Linked DNA regions of Homo sapiens: region 2 is linked to region 1. The links are chromatin loops, found by intact Hi-C in ENCODE. Cell type or tissue: right lobe of liver. All regions are shown on one strand.

Evidence for each region. Peaks named below come from ENCODE experiments on the same cell type or tissue, not always from the same donor. Only the 100,000 strongest peaks of a DNase experiment are listed, where the experiment ranks them.
Region 2: a loop joins it to region 1, with 5 times the contacts of the local background. A loop is called at or near these places in 81 of 110 quality-filtered maps.

Annotation. Positions count from the first base shown.
Region 1 is chr19:33,233,566-33,237,565 of GRCh38, reverse strand. No RefSeq gene overlaps it. Among named protein-coding and RNA genes, the nearest start is that of SLC7A10, 9.7 kb to the right of the region's middle. RefSeq lists enhancers at 2,223-2,372, 3,310-3,479 and a cis regulatory region at 3,394. In right lobe of liver, a CTCF peak has its summit at 2,140 (motif pointing left); a DNase peak (open chromatin) is centred at 2,105; H3K4me3 peaks cover 446 bases; H3K27ac peaks cover 641 bases.
Region 2 is chr19:33,769,992-33,773,991 of GRCh38, reverse strand. CHST8 (carbohydrate sulfotransferase 8) reads right to left here. Exons shown (of 5, transcript NM_001127895.2): 4 at 2,542-2,579; 5 at 486-2,035. The coding sequence ends at 929. Among named protein-coding and RNA genes, the nearest start is that of KCTD15, 25 kb to the left of the region's middle. In right lobe of liver, a CTCF peak has its summit at 2,243 (motif pointing right); a DNase peak (open chromatin) is centred at 2,251.

The sequences.
Region 1 (4,000 bases):
ACCCGGGAGGCGGAGGTTGCAGTGAGCCAAAATCCCACCACTGCACTCCCGCCTGGGCAAGACAGTGAGACTCTATCTCAAAAAAAAAAACCAAAAAGTGAGGAGATGGGAGCGCTGGAGGGAGCCCCAGGGCACTGCAGGGGCAGGTGGAGGACGAGGGGCTGTGGAAGGGACTGAGAGCAACCAGGTAGTTTGGTCCAGGGAGGCTCAAGAGAGGTTTCAGTGGTCCTGGGGCATGGGGTTAGCACAGCAGCGCCCACATCGGGTCTCACCTATGGGGGTAGCCTACTTTTGAGATCAAAGGCAGCTCTGGGCAGAAGCCACCGGGCCCCGCTCAGTTCACGAGGCTGGCCACACCCAGCCATTGGCAGGTCTGGGTCTCTGCCCATCAAATCAACGGGGCTGGGATGAGTGCCTCAGGCCAGGAGGGGGCCAGGAAGCCCCAGGACCACGTGGCCAAGCCTCCCAGGATCACGGTTACCAGACCCCCAGGATTCAGGGTCTGGTTACTCCAGCTCCCCGCTTACCAGATGTGAGGCCTTGGGCCGATGATTCCCTCTCTCTGTGCCGGGTTTTTCCTTCTTTGAAAAGGGGAGATAACATAGGGCTGGCCCCACTCCCCTCTCCCCCAGACAATGTCCCATTTCCATCCCATGGTCAGGCCAGGCTAGTGCGCCCCTTCTGGCAGGGCCCAGCCCCAGCTAGGTTGATTGGGGTCCCAACCCATGGTCAGGGCAGAGCCGGCTGGTCAGCCTGGAGAGTCCTCATCCACAGTTCTCCATCCCTGTGACATGTCGCTGTGAAAGTGCTTCCACAGACATCCGTCTGCAGGGCCTGAGTGGTGGCGCTGGGTAGCCCACTGGTGACTCACATAAGCACAGGACTGGGGGCCAGTTTTGAACCCTCCTCCAGCAGATAGCTCAGTCCCCTGCAAGTGGCTGGTACCCTGCTCTCAGAGAGGCACTCTGCAGGGAGGGTCACCCAGGCCCGAGCTGGGGTGGAGGTCTTCTGACCCTGAGACTGCTTTGCCTTAGACCAAGGGGGCCTAATCTTCTGGCTTCCCTGGACCACATTGGAAGAAGAATTGTCTTGGGCCACACATAAAATACACTAACACTAACGATAGCTAATGAGCAAAAAAAAAAACAAAACCAAAAATGTTGTTTTTCTTTTGAGATGGAGTCTCCCTCTGTCGTCAGGGCTACAGTGCAGTGGTACAATCTCAGCTCACTGCAACCTCCGCCTTTGGCTGTTAGACTTTTTTCTGGGGTCCCTCACCGACCTTCCACGCACAGTCCCCCAGCCACCGGCAGAGCTGAGGATGCCGCCACCCAGGGGCCACATCCAGCTGGGCCTCCACCCACAGGGTCCCGTGAACCCATGCGTTCTCGGATCCGAACAGCCCCGGTGGTGTGCAAAGTCTTGTTTTTACGTTACAAGCATTCATTTGTTAGAAGTAAACACGTAGATTGCCCCAATTTTTTGTACCCGGTTTTGACGTGTCTTGGAGCCTGTGGGGGGAGCCCGCCGCAGCGCGCAGCCCCACGGTGCCCGCTCCCCTCCAGCAGTGGCCGCCCGCGCCTTTCCCAGGCTCAAGGCCTCCCTGCCCACCAGGCAGGTGGGGAGGCTGAGCCCACGGGGCCTGCGGAGCCCCGACCCACCGGCCAAGATGGGCCTGGCAGGGCGGCTCCACCGAGCTGTGAGAAAGGCCAGGCCCATCAGATAAGCGCCGGTCCCTCCCGCAGCCACCGCCACCACATGGGCTCTATCGCCTCCCCGTGCCTCCCAGCCCTGCCCCGAGGCAGGTGCGCTGCACGAAATGAATCTCACTGCAAGATCTCTCTGGTTTCACTATGAATGTCCTGACCCAGGCCAGCACCCACAGTCCCTGGGGCCTCCCCTGCATCTCTTCTCTCGGGCTACAGCAGAAAAGAGCCTGAGCCGCTCTCAGGAAGGACTTCCCTGGCTCCCAGCTGACTCTAGTGGTCCCCGGAGAAGCCCAGGAATCCTAGCCTGTTCTCCCCAGCCCTCTAATACAAGATCCAGCAGAGGCCCGGACTCTGACATCGGGAGAGTCAGGCCACTAGGTCCAGCTCAGGCACCTGGTCTCAAGGACCAACGCGGAGGCTGCCCTCTGGTGGCACGTTTTGGAATGGCGGGTGTCCTTAAATGGAAGGATATGGGTAAAGGTCCCACGGAGAGGGTACCCTGGTCCCGGAGGCTGGCCCCACAGGATGCAGGGCTGGGAACCCCTGGAAGGAGAGGAGATCCCGGTTCCAGATCAGAAGTCCAAGCCCTACCTTCTCGTGTTCCCTACTGGGCTGCACAGGGCCGTGAATGCAGTGGCTTCAGGGGAGGACATGGGATAATAGGAAGATACAAGAAACCTGGCCTCCCTGACAGGTCACCCCCTCCTCCATGCCCCTTTTAGGACCCCAGGACCTGGGGAGCAAGAAAGGCGAGTTCAGGCAAACTGCCCGTCCAACAGCTGTGGGCAGCGAGGGATCACATGCTGCCCTTTTCCTCTCCACCTCACAGGGAAAAACTGAGACGCTCCATGTCCAGTCTGTAAGTCAATGGCAGAGCCGGGACCAGAACCTGCATCTCGCAGCTCGTGAGGCAGACACTTGGAACCTCCATGGAGAACCTGTGATGTGCTGGGGGCAAGGCCAGGTCTCTGCCTTTGAGCCTGGGGAGGTGGCAATGTGGACACAGAATGGGCACGTCTTCCATTCTGGGGACCAGGAGGCTTCCTGGCCAAGGTGATGCCTGGCCTGACTCATGAGGGACAAGCATGAAGGTGTGACAAGGTACGGCCAAGGAGGCAGCAGGAGCAGGCAAGGTGTGACAAGTTACGGCCAAGGAGGCAGCAGGAGCAGGCAAGGTGTGACCAATGCCTGCTGTATTTGGGCACACAGAGTCGGAGTTATTGGCTTGAAAGAGAGTGACCATCCATCCAGTTTGCTGGGACGTCCTGGTTTATATCTGTCAGTTGTACTCTGCTGTGATTATAAATAGTGCCTCCTTTCACTTGCAAACCTGTCTCAGTTTGGACCATGAATTAAATGATCTCCCTCCTGACACCTGCCTGTGGGGTCATTCACAGCCTGTGGCTGCGCTGAAAGAAGAGGATCCGAGACAGGGAGGGTTCCATTTGTACCTCGGAGCAGCAGCCCTGGGTTGGGGAGGAGCTGTTTCAGCCCCCAGGACAGGGTGGGGGTGCAGTGCACGGGGGAGTGGGGAGGTGGTGAAAGGCCCAGGTGGGGTGGTCGGAGCTCTGGGCGTGGCAACTGGGATCCCGACCCCACTCACAGGAGGGATGGGTTGGGGCTGGGTGGGATGTCACAGCCTGAAAATTACAGGGAACAACACCCTGTGGTCATTCTAGAAGCCCCACCAGCTATGCAGGCCAGGCCAACCTTAGACCTGGGCAAGGGGGTCTCTGCTGTGGACCCCGTGCCCTGGAGAGCCAGGACGTCACCAGCAGCAAATGCAAAGAATTTTTTTTTTAATTTCAGTCTCGTAAGAGTGTTTTAAAGGTTGATAACTGAACAACAGTGAGTTGTCGGAGAGGACAGATGCGAAAAAAAGACCCCACAGGCCCAAAGATGTGGGGCTGAGTGTTGAGTGCGTGTGTGGATGAGTGTGTGAGTGGTTGTGTGTGATTGCAAATGTGTGGTGGTGTGAGAGGTTCTGTATGGTTGTGTGTAGTTGTGAATGTGCGGTTGTGTGTGTGGTTGTGTGTATGAGTGTGTGAGAGTGTGTGAGTATGCAGTTGTGTGTGTGGTTGTGAGTGTGTAGTTGTGTGTGGTTGTGTGTATGTCACTGTGTGAGAGTGAATATGAGTGGCCGTGTAGGTGGTTCTGTGTGGTTGAGTGCATATGGTTGTGTGTGTGGTTGAGTGTGTGGTTGTGAGCATGAGTGTTTAGGAGTGTGTGGGGTTGTATGTGGTTGTATGTAGTGTGTGGTTGTGTGCATGTGTGTGACAGTGAGTGTATAT
Region 2 (4,000 bases), 540 kb before region 1:
TCCTGCTTGGCTCAGAGGTGCAGAAAGCCAGGGACAGCCTTGCTTCCTGCTGGGAGTACCACACCCACCGAGATGCATGCCCCGTGCCCCCTGGCTCCGGCCTCAGCCCTGATTGGCAGCTTGCCTGGAGAGCTGGCTACTGCTCTGGCAGTCCCCAGAGGCCCCTGCAAGGTGCACTGATAAGAAGACACCCCAGGAGGCCCCCATAGGAACAGGCCTATCTTTTCCTTTCAGGATTAATGTGCCAGGACTGAGACGGAAGCACCCCAGTTGACTGGGACCTAGCCTCAGACGCCTGCAGGTCCTGGCTGAGAGCCGCTGGGTCCTCTGTGCTCTTCTCCCAGGAAGCTGCTCCTGAACTGGACTTCTCTGCAGTGGGGCCTGCAGCACCTGGCTCAAGCTGCCCCGGGAAGGCAGAAAGAGCCCCAGAAAGCCCAGCCCAGGGTCCACGTGCTCCCACGCCACCACAGAGTACACACCGCTGCTCTGGAAACCATGTGCTTTATTTGGAACCTTAATCCAAGGGAACCTCCCCCCTGGCTCGTAGAAAAGCTGCAAACCACGTGGTTTGGTCCAAGGCAATGGCTAAGGGAGTGCGGGACATCCCTTACCGCTGGGCCCCCCGTCCTCTGGGCCTCAGACTTCCCTGCTCATCAAAACTGTCGGCTGAGCTCCAGGGGTGTCTGCCCAGTTCTCAGCCTCTCCCTCAGCCAAGGAATGAGGAAACAGGTACAGGCCAGGGGCTGGGGTCCCCATCCAAGGCTGGGCGCCTCTGCCCCCCACCCGGGGCCTGCTGCCTCCCACAGCGATGGCTCCTCACGTCCTCAGAGCCCTGTTGCTCCCAGGATGAGGAGCCAGGGACAGGAGGATGCCCGGGAGCACAGGTGAGTGACCGGGGCAGGGCGGCCCCGGCCAGCTGCGGCGCCCCTCAGTACAGATCTGCAAAGGGCTTGGAATAGTTGAACATCAGGTAATCCATGTAGTAGAAGTCGTAGGTGCGCTGCCTTTGCAGGGCCGAGAGTTGGGCGAAGTACTGGTGGGCGATCCTCGCTGTGGTCCGCGCCTCCTGCGAGTGCCGGTCCTTGAACCGGGGGAAGGTCAGGTTCCGCGGCGCGCGGATGAGGCTCAGGAAGAAGTTGGCATCGTCCTCCATGCTCTCGAACTTGCCTACGAAATCGTAGTCGATGAGGCAGGGGCTGCAGAGCCGGCTGACATGGTCCCAGTGAATGTCCATCCCCACGGGCCGGTGCACGTCCAGCAGGTACTGGACGAACTCGGGAAAACGCACCCCAGAGCCGGTCCGCAGGGCCTCCCGAGAGGCATTGGCGCGGTACCGGGCCAGGATGGCCTTGCCGAAGACCGGGTGATAGTAGCTGTTGGGGTGCTCAAACTTGTCGCGGAAGGCGGACACCAGCCTCTCGAAGGGCTCGCGGACAAAGAGCATCTTGGTGTAGGTGCTGAGACGGTGCAAGATACCCTGGCGGTCGAAGGTGTCCAGGCGCTTGAGAGCGCTGCCATAGTGGACGGTGTTGTGCTGGATGTCGGCAGTGGACGAGGCCAGGCCGGCCAGCACCATGAGCACCCGCTTCCAATTGGAGCAGCCGGCCTTGGGCACCTCGCAGTAGAGCACGCGGTGGCGGTCCTCCACGAAGATACGGGACACGTGGCGGGGCGTGACGGCCCGGCGGCTGCTGCTCGCCCGGTACTTGGCGCAGGCCTCCTGCATCACCCGCTTGCGCTCCTGCTGGCTCCGGTGCAGGCTGACCCAGCGGCCATCCAGCGTCCCGGGTCCCGGCCGGATGAAGGGCGCGTCCGAGCTGTTGGCCGGGATGGTCGCCGCAGCTGGCATTTTCTTGATGAGCAGACGGCGACGGCGCTGGCGGAGCCGCAGACGGGTTCCCCTCTGCAGCGGGGGTTGAGGCTGGTCAGGCGCTGGCAGGTTGCGGCCCCTCGGGGCCCCACTGGATAAGTCCCGAGTGACCCTCTCTGTGGGTTCCTTCAAGTCACCATCCTGGGAGCCGCCTGGTGGGAGGTCCTGGGGCAAGAAGAGAAGTGGTTATCTGAGTGGAAAGGACAGCTGGGCACTGAGGGCCACACAGGTCAGGCTCTCACCACGGCTGGGGTTCCTGTCCCTCTCAGGTGAGGGAGACAGGCTGACTCTGTAGGTGAGACCCCTCCGGTCTGAGCCCTGGCCCGGCACCCAAAGGCCTCCCTCCCGCTGAGGTGTAAGTGTCATTTCGGCCACAAGATGGCGCGGTCCTCCCAGGAACCTGGCCTGGGAGAGGGTGGCGGGAATAGGTGGCCTGCAGGCGGGCTCAGATTTACGGCCTCTATTAGCACCGTGCAAAGAAGCCTTCTAACAAGGAAGGGAAAATTCATGGGTCCAGAGCCCTGGGCTTTGTTCCCAAGGCTCCTGGGAAAGGCTGGACACATTTTTCTTTCCAAGAATGGATCCAATGTGAGCTCCTAATTTTCTTCCCAGCCCTCCCCAGTTTCCCAAGGGCTGTGTGCACTGAGATTTATCTGACTCTCAGAACTTACGTGGTGGGGCTGCCTTGGCCTGATGTTGAACTTTATTCCTGAAAAGCAAACAGAGGAGAGGACAGTATTAGCGGATCTGCCACATGGCTCCCAGGGAACTGCTTATGGGCTGCTGGCTGTGGACATCCAGGCTGGAGGGATCTTGGGGTAGGCTCTAGGGAAAGGCAGCTTAGGGCATGGCTCAGTGCTGGAGCCCCTCCATCCCCTACCCATGCAGAAAATGGGGACGCAGCAAACATGTGGTCCCACTGGCTCGCAGCTGAGGCTCTCTTCTCTGCATCACGCCTGCCTCCTGATGTGATCTACAAGGTCTGGAAAGGCACCCTGCCCAGGTGTGCCCATACCTGCCCTGTGGAGCAGCCAGGACTCTCACAGGCCACCTCCTCCTGCACCCCACCATGTCATTAAGTCACAGGGAAAGGACCCTTCAGAAAGCTCGATCCACTCTCTCTCCACACCCCATCAGCCATGCCCCAGTTCTGGCCACTGTGGATTCTCTATGCTTGGAATATGATTCACACCCACACCTTTGCACACACCAGGCCTAGGAATGGAACGTGCTTCTTCTCCTCTTGCTACAGGAAGTTCCCTAACCTGGGCATTTGCTTTGTGATCTTGGCCTTCTCAGCTGGCTCTGGAGTTCTGGGGTGAGCTAAGCATATCTTGCTCGCCCTGGTCTCCCCCAAAGCCCTAAGCAGCGCCCAGGTAGAGGGTAATTGTCCAGCGTTAACTTACTGATGACCTCAGGAAGACACAGAGAGACCAGTGCATCAATGGCCATGCTCTGGAACGCCCCCTCTGCCTACCAAGGAGGCCCATGCCTGGGCTGGGCTCACCTAAGAAGCAAGCTCTGGTGAGGTGAACCTTTGGCCAGAGCAGAATATTCTGTGTCATACCTCATTTGGTCTGCTTTGGGGGAAAGTCGCAGGAGGACAAGGAGATTCCCTTTGGGGGGAATCTATTTAGAAGCTGGAGCCTCCTTCCCCAGTCCCTACCTGGCCACCGAGGAATCAGGGGCTCTTTCTGCTCCAGTACCATGTGGGTGGACATTTTCGTCCTGAGGCTCTGCCAAAAGCCATGGTCACCATCAGAGCCAGCTATCCCTTAAGGAGAGAGCTGGATCTTCTGGCTGGCGCGCCGGGGCACCATGCCCGACCACACCTGAGCAAATCCTGGCTGCTGCCTGCGGGAGGGGGGTTCCAGTGTCCCACCACTTTCCTGGCTGTCTCCACGTCCTGGGCAGAGGTCCAGTGGCAGGAGCCCAGCTGGTGAAGGGATCTCCAGGTCTTCCCTGAGCCAGAGATTCTGTGGATTTCTCCATGAGGTCCAGTTTTACAGACTCAGCCACTGCCATGCCCCAGACAATGTAAGGCTGAGGCCGTGCCCGCACGTCTCCTTCAGTCATTAGCAGGCCAGGAAGGAGATGCAAGGTCAGCCCTGGAATGGACAGCCTGAATTC